Linked DNA regions of Homo sapiens: region 2 is linked to region 1. Evidence: read pairs that join two places in POLR2A ChIA-PET (ENCODE). Cell type or tissue: OCI-LY7. All regions are shown on one strand. Links, peaks and the distances in the headings refer to the core of each region. The heading gives the core; the rest is flanking DNA. Region 1 holds the start of LOC124900526 (small nucleolar RNA SNORA43). Region 2 has its middle 22 kb from the start of ZNF385B.

The links. Peaks named below come from ENCODE experiments on the same cell type or tissue, not always from the same donor. Only the 100,000 strongest peaks of a DNase experiment are listed, where the experiment ranks them.
Region 2: POLR2A ChIA-PET joins it to region 1 with 7 read pairs; 1 of 35 experiments calls an interaction of 5 or more read pairs at or near these places.

The regions. Positions count from the first base shown.
Region 1 is chr2:179,934,284-179,938,687 of GRCh38, forward strand. LOC124900526 (small nucleolar RNA SNORA43) reads right to left here and starts at 255; the gene lies at 118-255. In OCI-LY7, for the core only: a CTCF peak has its summit at 2,598 (motif pointing left); a DNase peak (open chromatin) is centred at 2,578.
Region 2 is chr2:179,881,857-179,886,260 of GRCh38, forward strand. No RefSeq gene overlaps it. Among named protein-coding and RNA genes, the nearest start is that of ZNF385B, 22 kb to the left of the region's middle. In OCI-LY7, for the core only: no CTCF peak of the experiment used is centred there; DNase peaks (open chromatin) are centred at 1,195, 1,765 and 2,515; H3K4me3 peaks cover 2,958 bases; H3K27ac peaks cover 3,575 bases.

The DNA of each region.
Region 1 (4,404 bases), core at 196-4,195:
GCCTCAAAAAAAAAAAAAAAAAGAAAAAGAAAAAAAAGAATTACTGAATCATAGGAAACATTTATGTCCAAATTTAGCTGATACTATGCAACAGTTTTCTTCTTCTTCTTTTCTAAGAAATGTCAGGCTATAAACCATTCTTAGTGCTCACTGGTTTGTGAACACTGAGCATAGAAATAGCCACTTTTTCTTTGCTCCAATAGTACAGGCACAGCACAGCAACTGTGTCTATGGGGCTGGCAAGTCCAGGATAGCATCTGCAGGGCAGGGCAATGATTTTCTTTAACACACTTTCATGCATACATTTGATCTTCATTTTGGTGTCCTAGGTTTTAAGCTAATGCATTTTTGCCTTCTACTTTCTCCTGGTTTACCATAAAATGCTTACATTTGGACTTCAATTGGGTAAATAGTAGTTTGCCTTGCATTTAAAATTTCATAAAACCTCAAGAATCCAAAGTGTATCAAATCATCCTGCCTAGGATTCAAGGAAAATAACTGAACTGTTCCCCATTCATTCATCAAATGTTTATTGAACACCTACAAGCAATTTTTTTATTAAACCTGGGGATATAAAGAAATGTAAAATTCAACTTCCAATCTCCAAGAAGTATCTACAGTAGTTGATGACTCTTTCATCAGTAGCTGTCTGCCCCTTTCTCATGCCTTCCTGTCCTCCTGTCATTTCAACAATAGTTGCCTGCAGCATAAGTAAGCAATGCGTAGCAAGCTGGTAGCCATGAATGGGATTATTTGTGCTACTGTAGGCAGCATCTTTCATTTACCACAAACAATTTTCTCTTCTCTCCTTTGGATAACTATCCATGAGTTTAGTCTTTCCCTTTTCTGGACAAAAAATTATATTAAGGAGAAGAGTAAAATTGTTCTAGAAACTTGAGGAATGGTGATAATACTTATTTTTCACATTCTTTCCTGTATTTTAAGGGTCTGTATGTATTTGTTGTACTTGTGTATAATGGGATTTTCAGACTACATTTATATTGTGTAAGAAGATTGAAAATGTTCACAACGTTCCTGCTGTTCAGTATTTCATATTCTAAAATGATCTCCAGAATACATTGGTTGTTAAGGTAATGTGCTCAAGTATCTTTGTGGCTTAAAGGAGGTATTACAACTCCCAAAATAGCTATGCTTAGTCCTTCTCACTGGTAATATAAAACCAATTTTTGTTTGTGAATTGAATTGTTGCACCTGTGCAGTGCATTTCAAAGCCCAGGAAGGGTGCTGTTAAAGGAGAGATTCTCTGTAATTTATAAAAATGGAGCAGTGATTTCTAGTGAAACAATCAACCTCATCTAAAAATCTCTCATTTAGATGTTTCCATAAAATATTAAGAGACACCCAAAGGTCCTTTATTGTATTTTTTCCATAGGCATCTTTATTGAGTCTGTACTTATTTCCATCTACAGTTAAAGAGCTGCAAGCAGAAGTATGCAAGCAAAAGTATAGGATGGTGGGAATAGCTGATTGTACCAAATGATTCAAACTATCCATCAACAGGAAAATCCTTGAATTAATACAGATACTTTTAGTGCAAGTGGTACCAATCCAAACCAAAGTAGCTTAAGTAGAAAGAGGATTCATTGGCTCATATAACTGGGAGGCTAACTTCAGCCACAACTCAATTCAGGGACTCAAACAAAATTGTTCAGATTCTGCTCCTCTCTCTGGGCCCTGCTTCCTTTTGAGCTGCACTAATCCTCTCCTACTGCACCCTACCTTTTTCTATGGGTCAGTGACTGCTCCAGCTGCAATAAACACCCTTCCTGCTCTGCTATGCCTTTAGACATGGCCATGTGTTTCATGGCCAAATTGAAAAACTACGAGAGAAGAACTCCTTGTGGCCCAGCTTAGGTCATATGCTCCTTCCTGAACCAATTACAGTGCCCAGGGGAATGGGGTACTAGGAGTGGCCAGGCCAGAAAGTTATTTTGTTAGCTGGTTCACTAGAATCATTTCATCAGAGAGAGGAACAATCCTCAGACAAAAAAGCAGCAAATGTTCAGTACAGCTCTCACAGGGGCTTCACATATATTAGTCACAAAAATAGTTTTAGGGCAGGGAAGATCTATGGTTAAACAAAATAGGGTGCTATATAAAGAATGGAACTCACAATGACTCCTAACTCATACCAAAGATACTCATTCCAGGATTTCCTGTTACCAGGAGAGAAGCTGACTTGCAGTTGATTCAATCTCATTTGCTCAATCTTTTAGGTATCGTAATCCATGAAATTACTGATAAAACAACTAGGTAATTCACTTTAACAACCACTTGACTGTCACTGAAGTGTCTGATCAAAAATTAAGGTGTTAGCTGTGTGAGGTGGTATGTGCCTGCAGTTCTAGCTACTTGGGAGGCTGAGGCGGGGGGAACACTTGAGCCCAGGAGTTTGAGACCAGCCTGGGCAACATAGCAAAACCCTGTCTTTACAAATAAAAAGATGGTTAAAAAAAAAATTAAGGTTCTTGCAAGAGTGAACCTTCCAAGGTAACCTATGGACTTTGGGTGATGATGTGTCAATGTAGGTTTGCCAATTGTAGCAAATGCACCCCCTGGTGGGGGTTGTTGATAATGGGGAGGCTATGCACACGTAAGGAGCAAAGCGTACCTGGGAAATCTCTGTACCTTTTGCTCAATATTGCTGTGAACCTAAAATTGCTTTAAAAAATTAAGTCTATTAAAACATTAAAAAATACAGACATAACAAAATGAAGGTATTCAGGTATTAGATAACCTAATTATCTAATTCTCTAACATAGCATTAAAATAATTCAATAGTCACAGCTAGTTGTCCCTCAGATAAAAGTTGGTTACAGCTACAGTAAGAAACCAGAACCTGTATGGGACAATCATATTAACAGGCAAATAATAATGCTTATATTTGCAGAAAACCTACTTATTTCCCTAGAATATCAAAGTATCTTGACAAATAAAAACAGTTGGAACATTGCTGTACACCACTCTATTAAATGAGTTCCTCATTTAAAACAAATTTTGTCCTCACAAAAACAAGAGGGCAATATAAGTCTACAGAGCTTTATTTGAGTATACAAAAGTGATGCTGTGTAGGACAAGCACCATCATTGCCATCCACTGGAGTAATTCCTAAATGTTAGGTCTATGACAATGGTAATGAACTGGGACAATCTTTCCTCCCAGGGCATAATTGGCAGTATCTGGAGATGTACTACAGGACTGGGAGATTTGTACTCTTGGCATCTAGCAGGTAATGCCAGGATCACTGCTGAATATCCCATGTTGCATAGGATAGCCCCATACAACAAATAATCAACTGGTGCAAAATGTCAACAGTGCTGAGGTTAAGAAACTCTGGCCTATGGCAAGATGCAGAGGGAAAGGCAATGTTTAAGACAAAACCCCTGCCCCCAATGATTGTATAATCTGCTTGAGGGGGTAAGATAAATGATAAGGGTGTTTCCTAGCTTTTCTTCTAGGACGTTTATAAATTGAGGTCTTACACTTAAATCTTTAATCCATCTTTAGGTAATTTTTGCAAAATTTTTGTAAAAAAGTTTGTAAAAAGTAAGAGTCTAGTTTCATTCCTCTGAATATGGCTAGCCAGTTATCCCAGCACCATTTATTGAACAAAATAAATCATCAACAGAGTAAACAGATAACCTATAGAATGGGAGAAAATATTCACAAATTATGCATCTGACAGAGGTCTAATATCCAGAATCTATAAGGAATTTAAACAAATCAACAAGCAAAATATAAATAACCCCATTAAAAAATGGGCAAAAGACATGGACAGGTACTTCTCAAAAGGAGACATTCAAGTGACCAACAAACATGAAAAAAATGCTCCATATCACAATCATCAGAGAAATGCAAATCAAAACCACAATGAGATACCATGTCATACCAGTTAGAATGGCTATTATTAAAAGTAAAAAAAAAACAACAGGTGCTGACGAGGCTGAGAAAACAGAACACTTACACACTGTTGGTGGGAACGTAAATTACTTCAGCCACTGTGGAAAGCAGTTTGGAGATTTCTCAGAGAACATAAAACAGAGCTATCATTTGGCCCAGCAATCCCATGACTGGGTATATATGCCCAAAATAATGTAGATTATTATACCAAAAAGACACACACACTCATATCATCATCACCATGCTATTCACAACAGCAAAGATGTGGAATCAACCTAGGTGTCCATCAATGGTGGATTGGATAAAACAAACATGATACACACACACCATGGAATATTACACAGCCATAAAAAATGAAATTATGTCCTTTGTCGCAACATGGATGCAGCCAGTGGCCATTATCCTAAGCAGATAACAGGAACAGAAACCAAATACCACATTTCTCGGTCGTAAGTGGGAGCTAATATGGACATAAACATTGGA
Region 2 (4,404 bases), core at 189-4,188, 52 kb before region 1:
GGCTCCATGGAATTGGGATTCATAATACCTACTTTAAAAGAAAAATTCCCTCCTTTTTCGAAAGAGCTAAAAATTTCTCATATTTAGATTTGTTAACATCTTATCAAACTTCGAAGGTACAGCTTTACTGTCTCCATTTACTATAAACATACTATAATTTACAATTCAGTAATCAGAATCTAATGCCCCTCCTGACATCAGAGAAAGCAGAAGGCTGGAGCTGGGAAAAGGAGCCAGTGATGGAATTCAGTTCAGATTCTCTGCCTTTGGAGATGTTGCCATCAAACAGCTGCAGGAGGTCCCCTTCGGGCACAGTCTCCATGACCCCTCACCAGCATCTCTGTGACCCTGCTAGAAGCCCTGGTCCCAGGAGGAGAAATGCTGAGTTATACAAACAGATCTAGCCATTTTAAAAAGAAGCTTTTTTTCCCCTCTTTATATCAGTGGGTGTTCTTCTGTCCTACCATTTATTCATTGCACTCACCTGGAATGGCCTCTAAAATCTCTTTGTAAGCACTGAAGCTCTGTTCCAGCATGTAAAGAAGGAAATTAAGGAGAGAAGGAAGAAAATGATTCTGTCTGCTGATATTTTTCTCATCTGTGTACCTGCTAATCTACCAACAGCCCTGTGAATTTGAGCTTAAAAACTGAAATATATATATTTACATATATAATATAGATTTACATATATATTCTCATAAAATATACATCTTCACTACTGGGAAATGGTCCAGAAGACAGAAGAATTTACATATGCATATATGCATTGCTTTTTGTTTTTGTATCAGGAAAAAAAACCAGGTGCTGATATTTTAATAAACTGCAAAATGCTTCTCCCACTCTTTTCCTGTTCCCACACACCCTCTTCTCTAGCTGCACTGGTTTGTGAACTCCTTGTTCTCACCAAAGGAGTTAGCTAGGAAGGAAATGGTAATGTGTTTAGGTTGATAGAAATCAACAATCAGTTGGTTTGACAAACCAGTACTCATAGCTTCTACTCATTGGGATGTCACACATTTGTAATCCATGGTATTAGAGGGGTGAACAGTTTTTTTCCCAAAAAATGTATCCCCAGTGCCTTTAAGAGTGAACTTAGATACCATCAGGGAAGTGGGTCAGCCCCTAGAACCAAGAACTAGGCCCCTAGGCACAAAGCAGTCTTCCTCTCCTCTGATGCGACTCAGGGCTCAGCTGGCTTAAGAAGTGCTCTGTCACTGGCAGAAGGGAGAGGGGGGAATCTTCTGATAAGAGTGCCCATGCTCCACTTCCTTTAGTAATCTATAGCTCTCTGGAGATCCTTCTTGTTCTTAATAAGGACAACCTCATCAGAGAAATGCTTAGCATGCTACAGAAAAACACCACGGCCATAGAAACCAGGAAAAGAACTTGGTGAATTTCTTACTGGACATCCCTAAAGAGTCTGTGAGGTGTGGCGCAGGTCCTGCATAGGTTATGCCTATGCGGCATCATGGATTATACAGTCAGCCCCTCCCTACACAATGAGCAGTGGCTCTGAGTGAGAGCAATGCCTGGAGACATTTTTTATTATCATGACTGGAGATGGGGGTGCTACTGGAATCCAGTGGGTAGGGGCTAGGGTTGTAGCTAAACATCCCACATTGCACAGGACATCTCCCACAAGAAAGAATTATCCAGCCCCAATAGTACAGAGGCTGGGAAATCCTGTGTTAGAGGGAATGAGGGGGTGGAGATTTGGGAGATGAGAAAAGCAGAAGTGGGAGAGCAACATACAGCAGAGGGCTGTAGAGGTGGCCCAAAAGTTTGGCCTTTTCAATCAAACCTCAAAGGCTTATTACTTAGAGGGTGATCTCAAAATAGGATGGGGGTATTTTTGATTGAAAATTTCATCCCTGAATCAGACAATAGTATCAATTTGCTGTTAAAAATTGGAGTCATATCCTAGGGCTGCTGGAAGTTAACGACTGCGCTCTCCAGGTGAGTCTTTCCTTTCCTGCGTGTATGTGGGTACTAAAGAGAAGGGCAACACAAACCCAAACACGTGGCCTGTCTGGAAGCAGGCAGCGTATAAATTGCAAAATAAGAAAGCCTGGGTCCTTTGTGCCACAGACAATGCTGATAAAAAAGGGTACACATCCTTCTTTGCGTAAAACATATTATTGACAACTGTGGGCTTAAGATAGATGAGCTGTCTCCCGCCCCTCAAGACTGCAGCACTGGGTCTGAAAAATTTCCTCAGGAGGATTTCTCAGGAGTTGCTTTTCAAAGGACAGGCCCAGGTCCATGTAAAGAGCCCCCTCCCCTCTTCTCTACATACCACCCTGGGAGAATTTACTGACAACAGAGGGCAGGGGTGGGAGTGTGGGGGATGGGAGTGCGCACGTGTGTGTGGAGTGTGTGCGCGCATTTTACTTCCTGTGACTTTATGTACTTTACAAGCAGATCATGCTCTGGCAGTAACGAGAGTGCCACCTCAGCACCCCCATAAGGAGAGGAGTTGGAGCTGATGACCTCTAGGGCCTTTCCAGCTGTACCACTTCTGGATTCTATGTAGGCAATCATTTCCTGCCTGCAGAAGAATGCCAAATGGCTGTGTTCTCTGCTTCCTGTCTTCAGTGGCCTTGTGGGAACTTCACCCGCTCGGCAGGCTGCTCTGTGTGTGACAAGGACAGGGACAGAGGAGCACCCAGGCCATCCGTTTCTCTCATCCCATTCTTGCTTTGAAGTAATGCTTTCTATTCCTTCTCAAGATGATGAGAAGGACTTTAATGGGCTGATTTTATGTAAAGATCCAGTGATAGAAAAACAAATTCTAGTCAGTGCATTACTTACAGGGTCATTCTACAGAAGCTGAGGCTGTTTCTAAAACAGTCCCCAAAGTAGCTTAAAAAATAATGGAGATTCTAAAACCAGATCATTTCCTGATGAAAACACGAGGCCTGTTCAATATTTAATCCTTTCTGAAATCAGCATGGTTTTTCTTTTTCCCACAAAGGTATTTATAATGAAGTCCTTGAATTTGCCCCTTGGACACATTTACATGTTGTGCCTAATTTCCTAATTCTTTTAATCAGGCCTCCCTAGTTTAAATCATGGTAACTGTCTTTTGGTGAACTAGGATTCTTATTCCTATCTGTCTGACAAATATACGGCATCAAATATTCATCATTTAAATGCAATTAAAATATAAAATTATGAAAACATCATTGCAATTATTTAAATTGCACCAGTTTTAATTAAAGGATTAGGGCAATGGGGAATCTGAAACATAATATAATGCGTAATGAAGAGGCCATATTTCTGTGGGTTGTTAATAATTTAAAGGCTTTCTGACTTTAAAGATAAGAGGCATGCGTGTGTATTTGTCACCAATAAGTAATAATGACACTGGAGAAGAATACAAAAATGAGTAAAAAAAAATAAAAACTCAGATGTACCAAAAGATTAAAAAATTTACCTGCCCAGTGAAATGCTCAACAGTCCTCAATTCTACCAGATTAAAAGCAATATATCAGAATAAAACCTCTCATATGAGTGGAATATGGAATTCAGCTATGTTGTTAGGAATCATATCTTCACTTTAAAGAATTCTTACATATATATTTCTATTTTACTAGGATTATCTTAATTTCTTTATGGATGTGGGACTTGTGAGACTACTTTAATTTGAATGTTTGGAATTGATCTGAGATGCAGTCTGTAAATGATAAAACCTAAACACGTGTCTAAAAACTTTAAAATTAATTGACTCTTTATTCAGCTGGCCTGCAAAATGACTCCATATAAATTACATTGCTATATGTAAATTGTTTGAACTTTAGCTGCCATGTTCCATATAAACAAACAGCAGCTATAAACAGTGTTAAGTGAAGTGAAAACTGGTTTCCCTATGGAGGCTCAAAATGTGAAGCCTCTCATGAATTTTAGCCTCATATACTTCTATAATCAACATCTCTTTTCACAGTTTTAATTAAAGTGATAACAGTGCTTAATGTAATACCCATGCTCGTTTGCTACCCGAGGCCTATGTGTAGCACCCGCATCCTATGCAGGTATGCATTGGTTCTCACTTGGACCAACTTCAAATTGCGGAAGGAGTAATCGGGCATTACGTGTATTTGCTCCAGTGGACATGTATACCTTCAGATAATTTTTTTGAACAAAAAACTTGGGAGATCACCTGGTCTAACATTCTAGCTTTTAGCAAAATAATAATAATAATAATAATAATAATAATAATAATAATAATAACTAAGCCACCTATATAAGATAGGTATCTAGATCAACACTACCCCCTGCAAAAAATAATGAATATCATCTAATTTTAAATTTTCTAGTAGCCACATTTTTAAAGTTAAAAAAAGTGAAATTAATGCTAGAATATATTTTATTTAGTCAAACATAGCCAAATCATTATTTCAACAA